Regions from separate parts of the Homo sapiens genome. Here region 1 is linked to region 2. A link is an interaction called in ENCODE POLR2A ChIA-PET data of the cell type or tissue named here. Cell type or tissue: PC-9. All regions are shown on one strand. Links, peaks and the distances in the headings refer to the core of each region. The heading gives the core; the rest is flanking DNA. Region 1 overlaps HDAC1 (histone deacetylase 1). Region 2 overlaps TMEM39B (transmembrane protein 39B).

Evidence for each region. ChIA-PET counts read pairs that join two places held together with the same protein. Peaks named below come from ENCODE experiments on the same cell type or tissue, not always from the same donor. Only the 100,000 strongest peaks of a DNase experiment are listed, where the experiment ranks them.
Region 1: POLR2A ChIA-PET joins it to region 2 with 8 read pairs; 17 of 35 experiments call an interaction of 5 or more read pairs at or near these places.

Annotation. Positions count from the first base shown.
Region 1 is chr1:32,319,366-32,324,738 of GRCh38, forward strand. It overlaps HDAC1 (histone deacetylase 1), which reads left to right. Exons shown (of 14, transcript NM_004964.3): 4 at 5,114-5,188. Among named protein-coding and RNA genes, the nearest start is that of MARCKSL1, 14 kb to the right of the region's middle. In PC-9, for the core only: no CTCF peak of the experiment used is centred there; a DNase peak (open chromatin) is centred at 2,596; H3K27ac peaks cover 1,397 bases.
Region 2 is chr1:32,098,123-32,103,495 of GRCh38, forward strand. It overlaps TMEM39B (transmembrane protein 39B), which reads left to right. Exons shown (of 9, transcript NM_018056.4): 8 at 2,320-2,440; 9 at 4,309-4,741. The coding sequence ends at 4,551. Among named protein-coding and RNA genes, the nearest start is that of KPNA6, 7.2 kb to the right of the region's middle. In PC-9, for the core only: no CTCF peak of the experiment used is centred there; DNase peaks (open chromatin) are centred at 3,219 and 3,499; H3K27ac peaks cover 1,461 bases.

The sequences.
Region 1 (5,373 bases), core at 227-5,226, 220 kb after region 2:
AGGGTCAGAGTAGACAGAGACTTTAGATGTCACTTAACACAGTGCTTTATAACCTGGGGTATCTACCAAGACAGTAATGAGCCCTTTTTAAAAAAAGAATTATTTTTATTTTTATTCTTGTTTTTAGAGATGGGGTCTTGCTTTGTCATCCAGGGTACAGTACAGTGGCAAGATCATAGCTCACTGCAGCCTCAAATTCCTTAATCCTTAACTTGCCCTTTTAGAATATGTACCAATATCTAACCTAGGCGCTGGACATGGTAGCATGCACCTGTAATGCCAGTGCTTTGAAGGGCAAGGCAGGAGGGATAGCTTGAGGCCAGGAGTTCAAGACCAGCCTGGGCAGCATAGTGAGACCCCCATCTCTTATTTTATCTTAAAAAAATAAAAATAAAAAATTAGTTGTGTATGGTGGCACATGCCTGTGATTCTGGCTACTCAGGAGCCTGAGGCAGGAGGATCCCTTGAGCCCAGTTCAGGGCTGCATTGAGGTATGGTCTCATTTCGCCACCACACTCCAGCCTGGGCAACATAGCAAGAACTCGTCTCAATAAAAAAAAAACACACATGGCCAGGCGTGGTGGCTCATGCCTGTAATCCCAGCACTTTGGGAGGCCGAGGTGGGCGGATCACGAGGTCAGTACATCGAGACACCATCCTGGCTAACACGGTGAAACCCCGTCTCCACTAAAAATTTACAAAAAATTAGCCGGACGTGGTGGCAGGCGCTTGTGGTCCCAGCTACTCGGGAGGCTGAGGCACCAGAATGGTGTGAACCCGACAGGCGGAGCTTGCAGTGAGCCGAGATCACGCCACTGTACTCCAGCTTGGGCGACAGAGCGAGACTCCTTCTCAAAAAGAAAAAAAAAAAAACCCACACACACACAAAAACATCCCACACACCTAATCTAGGAAGTTATGCTTATGATAAGATCGAGTAAATCAGGTTTCCTTGCTTGTGGCTGAAATGTAATAAACCCTTTCTGGTCACTTTGAGAGCCTTGACCAGAAGTTCTGACCTAATATTTAGCAAGTGAAAATGGGAACACAAATAAATGCATTTAGGGGGCTTTTGGTGAAAACATGATAAAAGGGATTGGTAAAAAATTGGGAGACATTCTCATCCATTTTACAGACATGTAAACTTTCCCAGTCACACAGCAAGGTGATGGTAGAATGCAGAATGGAACTCTAGTCCCCCAATTCTGTAGTTTTAAAAAATATAGTGTATATAAAATATTTTAGATACACAGGCCAGGCAGGGTAGCTCATGCCTGTAATCCCAGCACTTTGGGAGGCTGAGGCAGGTGGATCACTTGAGGCCAGGAGTTTGAGACCAGCCTGGCCAGCGTGGTGAAACCCTGTCTCCACCAAAAGTACAAAAATTAGCCATGTGTGGTGGTATATGCCTGTAATCCCAGCTACTCGGGAGGCTGAGGCATGAGAATTGTTTGAACCTGGAGGGCAGAGGTTGCAGTGAGCCAAGATCGCGCCACTGCACTCCAGCCTGGGCGACAGAGCAAGACTCCATCTCAAAAAAAAAAAAAAAAAAAAAAAACAGAAAAAGAAAAAAACATATTTTAGACACACACAAAAAGCATCAAAAAATAATATAATGCACTTTGGGAGGCCGAGGCGGGCAGATCACGAGGTCAGGAGATCAAGACCATCCTGGCTAACACAGTGAAACCCCATCTCTACTAAAAATACAAAAAATTAGCCGGGTGTGGTGGTGGGTGCCTGTAGTCCCAGCTACTTGGGAGGCTGAGGCAGGAGAATGGTGTGAACCCAGGAGGCGGAGCTTGCAGTGAGCTGACATTGCGCCACTGCACTCCAGGCTGGGCAACAGAGCAAGACTCTGTCTCAAAAAAAAAAAAATAATAATAATAATATAATGAACATCCATGTGTGCCCAATACCCAGCCTGAGAAAGAAAACATTATCAATACAGTTGATGCCCCCTTGGGCATCTTTCCTTGATCACATACCCTTTCTCTCCCACTCCCCCAGCCCCCCACCCCATTACCAGCACTGCCAAGGTATAAGCACTATCCTGAGGTTAGTGTTTAATCTTCCCATCTCTTTGCAATGAGCATTTGACTGCCTTCTCTGCCTACGTCTGCTTCCACCTCTCACCCAGTATTGCTTCCCTTTAGTCTAAAGCTAGTGTGAGAATGAGAAAAGCGTTTATAGCAGAAAGAGAGAAAACCCATGGAAAAGTCTTCCCTACCCTCACAGATTAGCTCACATGAGTATCTGCTCTTCCATTTGCCCCCTTTCCATCTCTAATCACATAGCTTATTGACTAGGAATAAAAGGGCTGGTCATTTGAGCTACATGTTGGTTTGGTGCCTGAAGAAAAATATTTTTTTTTTTCTCACGTCCAAAACACCCATTCCTTCCCATGGAGGCTCCATATCCCAAATAAGAGTATAAACAAAGCTTTGGAAACGCAGGCAGGCCAAACTCTGTGCAGGAGGAAGTGGCCAGAGAGGGAAATCAGTTGCCAATGGATAAACAGCCGGGGCCCAGGGACCAAAGTTCTTATTTACACAGCCTCCCAGTGTTTACCCAGGAAGTGAGGAAGAGACCCACCCGCTGCACACTCCCTCATGCAGCCATGCTTCTTCCTCAGAGCACCGGATCTTGGCACCCTCCAAGTTTAGTGCAGAACCAGAGCTGGTAACTCTTGTGGTTATTGTAGATCTTGAGCTTCAACTGTGTCTTGAGATTTTACCAGCACAATCCAAACTGAGCTCTTCTGCTCTCACCCCAGGGCTGCTCCTTCCTCTACTTTTGGAAATCTTGATAACAGTGGGTACAGTAGAAGGCTGGGCAAGAGAATAAGTATGCAGCCCCACACCTCCTGCCTCTGACTTCCTGTAGCTCATTGATGTCTCAGCAGTTACTTTTTTTTTTTTTTTCTCCTGAGATGGAGTCTCGCCCTGTCACCCAGGCTGGAATGCAGGGGTGCAATCTTGGCTCACTGCAACCTCCACGTTTTGGGTTCAAGTGATTCTCCTGCCTCAGCCTCCTGAGTAGCTGGGATTACAGGCACATGCCTGGCTAATTTTTGTATTTTTAGTAGAGACGGGGTTTCTCCATGTTGGCCAGGCTAGTCTTGAACTCGTGACCTCAAGTGATCCACCTGCCTTGGCCTCCCAAAGTGCTGGGATTACAGGTGTGAGCCACCGCGCCCGGCCAGTAGTTACCTTTTCTGTAAGAGGAGATTTGGAGCTATAAAGTTCCTCTAGGTCTGTGAGTCTACAGCCTCCAGGTGTGCTTTCCTTCCTGTTTTCATTTCATTTGCCTTATTGTTTGCATATGTTTCCACATTATGTACTACTTGGTACTTTTACCCCATTAGGCCCGAAATAACTTTACTCCACTTGTCACTGTGAATGTAGCAGTAAGACACTGGGCTACGGGAGTCAAGACACCGGGACCCTGATTCTGGTTCTGCTACTGCCTGGTTTTATAACCTTGGGCAAATCACTTAACTTCTCGGTATCTGTTTGTTCCTCCGCACAGTGGGGTTGATATCTGGCTTGTCCAGCTCATAGAGTTGTTGTGAGGATCAAATGAGGTTGTATATGTGAAAGGACTTGGAAAAGGGCCGGGATATATTTTCACAGGCTTTTAAGACAGACAGGCTGGCTGGGCACGGTGGCTTATGCCTGTAATCCCAGCACTTTGGGAGGCCGAGGCGGGCGGATCACAGGGTCAGGAGTTTGAGACCAGCCTGGCCAACATGGTGAAACCCCGTCTCTACTAAGAATGCGGAAATCAGCCAGGTGTGGTGGCAGGTACCTGTAATCCCAGCTACTCGGGAGGCTGAGGCAGGAGAATGGCTTGAAACTGGAGGGCAGAGATTACAGTGAGCCAAGATCACTTCACTATACTCCAGCCTGGGCAACAAGAGCAAAACTCCGTCTCAAAAAAAAAACAGACAAACCAAAGCTTGAGGCTTGCATACTGCTTCTGCCATTTACTAACAGCTCACCTCTCTGAACCTGTTTCCCTACTTATTTATTTATTTATTTTTTTGAGACAGGGTCTCACTCTTGTCTCGCCCAGGCTGGAGTGCAGTTGCGCGATCTCAGCTCACTGCAACCTCTGCCTCCCGGGTTCAAGTGGTTCTTGTGCCTCAGCCTCCCAAGTAGCCGGGATTACAGGCAGCTGCCACCACACCTGGCTAATTTTTATGTTTTTGGTAGAGATGGGGTTTCTCCATGTTGCCCAGGCTGGTCTTGAACTCCTGGCCTCAAGTGGTCCTCCTGCCTTAGCCTCCCGAAGTGCTGGGATTACAGGTGTGAGCCACTGTGCCAGGCCTTGTTTCCCTACTTATAAGATGGGACCAAATCTTACCTCAGAAGCTTGTGTGAAGATGAATGATCTCGGGTATTTAACGCATGTAGCGCAGTGTCTGGCGTGTTGTACGTGCGCAGTGAACGATAGTTCTCTGGGTCTCTGTTCTTGCCCCTTGTTTGTCAGCTGGCGTGAGGGCCAGAGGATAAGTTTTTCTCCCTCAAGAAACGAACCAACATTTTCCAAGTTGCTAACTGCTTCTCCATATTAGATTTTTGTTAATTTTCTGACCAGTGGGTGAGGTGGGATATCAGTTTTGCTTGTTATAGATAATGGGCTAAGACCAGGTGTGATGGCACATGCCTATTGGGAGGCCAAGGCAAGAAGACTGCATGAGGCCTAGGGAACATAGTGAGGCTCTGTCTCTAAAAAAAAAAAAAAGAAAAAAAAATTAGCTGGGTATAGTGGCATGCACCTGTAGTCCAAAGTACTTGGGAGACTGAGGTGGAAGGATTGCTTGAGCCCAGGAGGTGAGGGTCAAAGCTGCTGCACATGAGCCATGTTTGTGCCACTGCACTCCAGCATGGGCAACAGAGCAAGCCCCTGGCTCTAAAAAATAAAAAAATAATAATGGGCTAAAGCTCAAAGATGTTAAACAACTTGATGCAGTCATACAGCCAGGAAGTAGAGCCTGGACTAGAACCCACACCTCCTGAATTTAAATTCTGTGTTTTTTTCCATCAGCTCATAAATATGTAAACTAAAGGAAATTGTGGAAACTAACCTTTTGCTTATTTCTTTCAAGTCAACGTTGGTGAGGACTGTCCAGTATTCGATGGCCTGTTTGAGTTCTGTCAGTTGTCTACTGGTGGTTCTGTGGGTAAGGAATATTCATCTTCTCCCCAGGGGTAGACTGGGTTGTTCTAGTGAGGTCTGCCTTTTAGGCTGCTATCCTAGTTGGCTGATCTGAAACCATGTAGAATGGTCCTGTGGTTTTTACTGAAGTCTCTAAAATGGCTGGTGTAGTGTCTCACACCTGTAATCCCAGCACTTTGAGAGGCTGAG
Region 2 (5,373 bases), core at 158-5,157:
AGTAGCTGGGATTACAGGCCTGTGTCACCATGCCCCGCTAATTTTTTTTTGTATTTTTAGTAGAGACGGGGTTTCACCATGTTGGCCAGGCTGGTCTCGAACTCCTGACCTCAGGTGATCTGCACACCCTCGGCCTCCCCAAAGTGCTGGAATTACAAGTGTGAGCCACTGTGCCCAGCCAACTATTTTTTTTTTAAATGAGTGAGTCAGCAAGGCAAGAGCATTGGGTTGAGAAGGGGGCTGCTTACAGGCTGTGACTTGCAGTCCTCTGGTCCAGGCCCTTGGGATTCCTGGGAGATCTCACAGGACATTATAAGAAAGCTCACTGGGCCAGGTGCAGTGGCTCACGCCTGTAATCCCAGCACTTTGGGAGGCCAAGGCGGGCGGATCACGAGGTCAGGAGATCGAGGCCATCCTGGCTAACACGGTGAAACCCCGTCTCTTCTAAAAATACAAAAAAATTAGCTGGGCGCAGTGGCGGGCGCCTGTAGTCCCAGCTACTCAGGAGGCTGAAGCAGGAGAATGGCATGAACCTAGGAGGCGGAGCTTGCAGTGAGCCGAGATAGAGATAGCGCCACTGCAGTCTGGCCTAGGCGAAAGAGCGAGACTCTGTCTCAAAAAAAAAAAGAAAGCTCACCGGTCCTAGCATTTCATTCACATGCTCACTAGGGCCTCTCTGTGCCAGGCCTTGCGGCATGCTCTGAGGACACAGGGATGGATTAGATCCTCCCGCTCAAGGGCTCTCAGCCTAGTGAGGTATACAGATGGGAAATAAATAGATGACCAGCATTGGGGAATGTGGACTAGTAGCAGGAGATGCAGGGAACAGTTAAAGGATGCCAAATGGGCCAGGCACGGTGGCTCATTGCCTGTATCCTAGCACTTTGGGAGGCCAAGGCAGGCAGATCACGTGAGGTCAGCAGTTTGAGACCAGCCTGGGCAACATGGCGAAACCCCGTCTCTACAAAAAATACAGAAAAATTAGCCGGGCGTGGTGGCAGGTGCCTATAGTTCTGAGGCAGGAGAATCACTTGAACCCAGGAGGTGGAGGTTGCAGTGAGCCGAGCGCCACTGCACTCCAGCCTGGGCGGCAGAGTGAGACTCTGTCTCAAAAAAAAAAAAACACTCATAGGTTGGAATTGAACAATGAGAACACTTGGACACAAGGTGGGGAACATCATACACCAGGACCTGTGGTGGGGTGGGGTGGGGGAGGGATAACATTAAGAGAAATACCTAATGTAAATGACGAGTTAATGGGTGCAGCACACCAATGTGGCACATGTATACATATGTAACAAACCTGCATGTTGTACACATGTACCCTAGAACTTAAAGTTTTTTTAAAAAAATAAAAGGATGTCAAACTCTAGGGAGTTTGAGAAAGGCTTTGTGGAGGAACCTGGGTTTTGAAAGATGATGAAGAGCTTACCAGAAGGATTAGGCTTTGGGAAGGGCAATCCAATTGGAGGGAGCAGCTTAGGGAGAGACGTGAAGCAGTACAGAGTGCTGGAGGAACGAGAAACAGCATGAGCTGTGTGGTGAGGGTTGTGGGAAGCCACACAAGACCTCAGAGGCCATGTCAAATCCTTGGGGCCTTGACCCCAAGGGCACTAGGAAGCCTTCAAAAGGTTTTAAGCAGGACCAGGCGCTGTGGCTGACGCCTGTAATCCCAGCACTTTGAGAGACTGAGGTGGACAGATCACCTGACGTCAAGAATTCGAGACTAGCCTGGCCAACATGGTGAAACTCCATCTCTACTAAAAATACAAAAATTAGCTGGGCATGGTGGCAGATGCCTGTAATCCCAGCTACTCTTCAGGCTGAGGCAGGAGAATTGCTTGAACCTGGGAGGCGGAGGTTGCAGTAAGCCAAGATTGTGCCACTGCACTCCAGTCTGGGCGACAAGATCGAAACTCATTCTCAAAAAAAAAAGCCCACAAAGAGTTTTAAGCAGAGGGTGGTCAGGCTGAGCTTAGTATTTTACAAAGACCACTCAGACAACTGTGTGGTGGACCACTTGGAGGCAAGAGGTGAGACCAGATGAAGCAAAGGGACCCAGAGAGGAAGAAGGGTTCTCTCAACAGTCTCTTAGTAATTAATGTCAGCCCTAGACCACCTAACTCACAGTACAGTGAATTCCTCATGATTCTTACCCCATTTTACAGAGGAGGCAACTGAAACCCAGAAAAGGAAAGTCAGCGTGTCTAAGTGATAGAAATGGGAGTAGAGCCCTGGTGATTCCCTCCTGCCCATTCTTCTGGTATCCCTTTTGTGGGTGAGCTGGGGATAAGGGGCACCATTGAACTGTGCCCCCAGGTGGACTGAAGAATGCATGTGGCCGCAGGGCGTGCTGGTGAAGCACAGCAAGAACGTCTACAAAGCCGTAGGCCACTACAACGTGGCTATCCCCTCTGACGTCTCCCACTTCCGCTTCCATGTGAGTCTCCTCCCCGGGGAAGGAGGGTTGGGGCCTGAGAGGGTGGGAGGATCTGCAGGGCAGGAATGTGATGTCATTGCAAGAGAAAGCTATTTTCAGTATTTCCCCAATCCAAAGGAAGACAGTGCACACATGTAGCACAAGGACAGCCATATAAATTGTCACTTAATAACTGCAGCTCGGCCGGGCATGGTGGCTCACGCCTGTAATCCCAGCACTTTGGGAGACCAAGGCAGACAGATCACCTGAGGTCAGGAGTTCAAGACCAGACCAGCCTGGTCAACATGGTGAAACCTCGTCTCCACTAAAAATACAAAAATTAGCCAGGTATGGTGGCGGGCGCCTGTAATCCCAGCTACTCGGGAGGCTGAGGAGGGAGAACCACTTGAACTCAGGAGACGGAGGTTGCAGTGAGCCGAGATCATGCCACTGCACTCCAGCCTGGGCAACAGAGCAAGACTCATTCTCAAAAATAAATAAATAAATAACTGCAGCTCATTTGGTTGTAGATCTTTGAGAACATTGGACAGAGGGAGAGAAGATGATACAGTAAAAGAAGGGGCTCTTGGCAGTGAAAGACAATACTGTCTTCATTTGTTACTGTGTGCCAGGCATGTCGTTAAGCACTCTCCATGTACCTTCCTACTCAGCCTTACCCTGAACCTTGTACGTGAAAGATATGCTAGGGTTATCTCTGTTTTTAGATACTGAAATCAGCTAAGAGAGTTTAACTTGTTAAAGGGTGCCTTCTTGGGAAACTTGAGAACCTAATGGTAATGACTCATGACTTAGCTATGGAAAGGGCTGCTCAAAATTATCTAAACTAGTGATCTCTATTTTTTTTTAAATTTCACTATGAAATCCCCTCCCCCCCTTTTTTAAAAAAAACAATCAGAGGCCAAAATCCAATATATGGGACATCCTGGCACTGCTCTGTTTGGAGGAGTTAGAACCCCCTTCACTTCCTGCTCACCCCCGCTGTAACTCCTAAAGGATCCCCTTGAAACCTGGGGCTCTAAGGAACACAGCATGAGAAATCACTGACCTAGACTGATGTCTTCATTTCACAGTTGAGACATCCAAGCCCCAGAGAGGAAAGGGACTTGACCAAAGTATTGCAGCCTGTTAGGTGCAGAGCTGAGCCTGATATCCTGGTCTCTTGGCCTCCCATTTCCTACCACTTCTCCTGTCCTGTAAGCAGCTCTTGAGATTTAGGTACCTTGGCCCCTGTGGAATCAAAATCCCTAGACACTGTGCACTCTTTTGAACTCATCAGAGATTTTTTTTTAGTCCCTACGTTCTACCTTGCTGTTGAGAGTGAGCTGTTGCCATGTCCCTTGGCAGCTTCCAGCCTAGCTAGGGATGTACCTATGAAGTAGTAGGTAATTCAGGCTGTAGAGTCTGTAATAACTTTCCATGCCTATGTCATAGGATTCTAATTTGTTCAGGCCCAGCAATACCCAGGAGATGACATTAAAAGGTGTTGATTTTATTGAGGGTCAGTGGATGAGGGAGAAAAAGTTTTCAAAAATTAAAAAAAATTTTTTTAAAGGTGTTGACTTTAGACCACAAAAAGAGTTTGAGAGAGCAAGCAGAACCTGTCAAGAAAGACTTCCTAGGGGAGGTAGAAGTTGAACAGGATCTTAGATGACTTACATCAGAAGCAGCAGTCCTATCAGGAGGAATACCACAAGCAAAGGCAGATGAGGTGGCAAAGTCCACATCCAACCCCAGAAAGTCTTCTTCCCCACCCATGTCTGCATGGGGCCCCAGGAGGCTGTCCCCTTCACTGGCCCACCCAGAACCCCCATCCAGGAGGAAGATTTCTGGAGCACACCTTTTAGCCATGCCCACCCGCTTCCGGGCAGTTCTTTTTCAGCAAACCCCTGCGGATCCTCAACATCCTCCTGCTGCTGGAGGGCGCTGTCATTGTCTATCAGCTGTACTCCCTAATGTCCTCTGAAAAGTGGCACCAGACCATCTCGCTGGCCCTCATCCTCTTCAGCAACTACTATGCCTTCTTCAAGCTGCTCCGGGACCGCTTGGTATTGGGCAAGGCCTACTCATACTCTGCTAGCCCCCAGAGAGACCTGGACCACCGTTTCTCCTGAGCCCTGGGGTCACCTCAGGGACAGCGTCCAGGCTTCAGCCAAGGGCTCCCTGGCAAGGGGCTGTTGGGTAGAAGTGGTGGTGGGGGGGACAAAAGACAAAAAAATCCACCAGAGCTTTGTATTTTTGTTACGTACTGTTTCTTTGATAATTGATGTGATAAGGAAAAAAGTCCTATTTTTATACTCCCAACAAGCCTGTGTCCTGTGGTTCTTTTCCTTCGTGTGTGTGAGACCTATTACAGAGGTGTGGGATTCTGGTTTAGGAAGCCCCAACATGTGGCTTCTGAAGCCTCTGTGGGTACTGCCTTCTTCAGTAGAGAGGAGATGAGAAGGCACTGGAGGCCACGGGAGCAGTGATAGCTACTGCGAACTGAATGCTCACTGTGTGCCAGATGCTGCTCTGTGTGTATTTCAGGCCTTGCCTTAATCTAACTTTTATGACAACCCTAGGAGGAAAGTGCTATCACTCCAATGGATGAAGAACTGGAGCTCAGAGAGTTATAGTGACTTGCCCGTAGTAACACAGCTAGGAAGTGGTAGAGCTGGACATAAAACCTCTGAAAGGCCGGGCACAGTGGCTCAAGCCTGTAATCCCAGCACTTTGGGAGGCCGAGGTGGGCAGATCACTGAAAGCCAGGAGTTCGAGACCAGCCTGGCCAAGATGGCAAAACCCCATCTCTACTAAAAATATAAAAATTAGCCAGGTGTGGTGGCGCATGTCGGTAGTCCCAGCTACTTGGAAGGCTGAGCCACGAGAATCGCTTGAACCTGGAGGCAGGGGTTGCAGTGAGCTGAGATCGCGCCATTACACTCCAGCCTGGG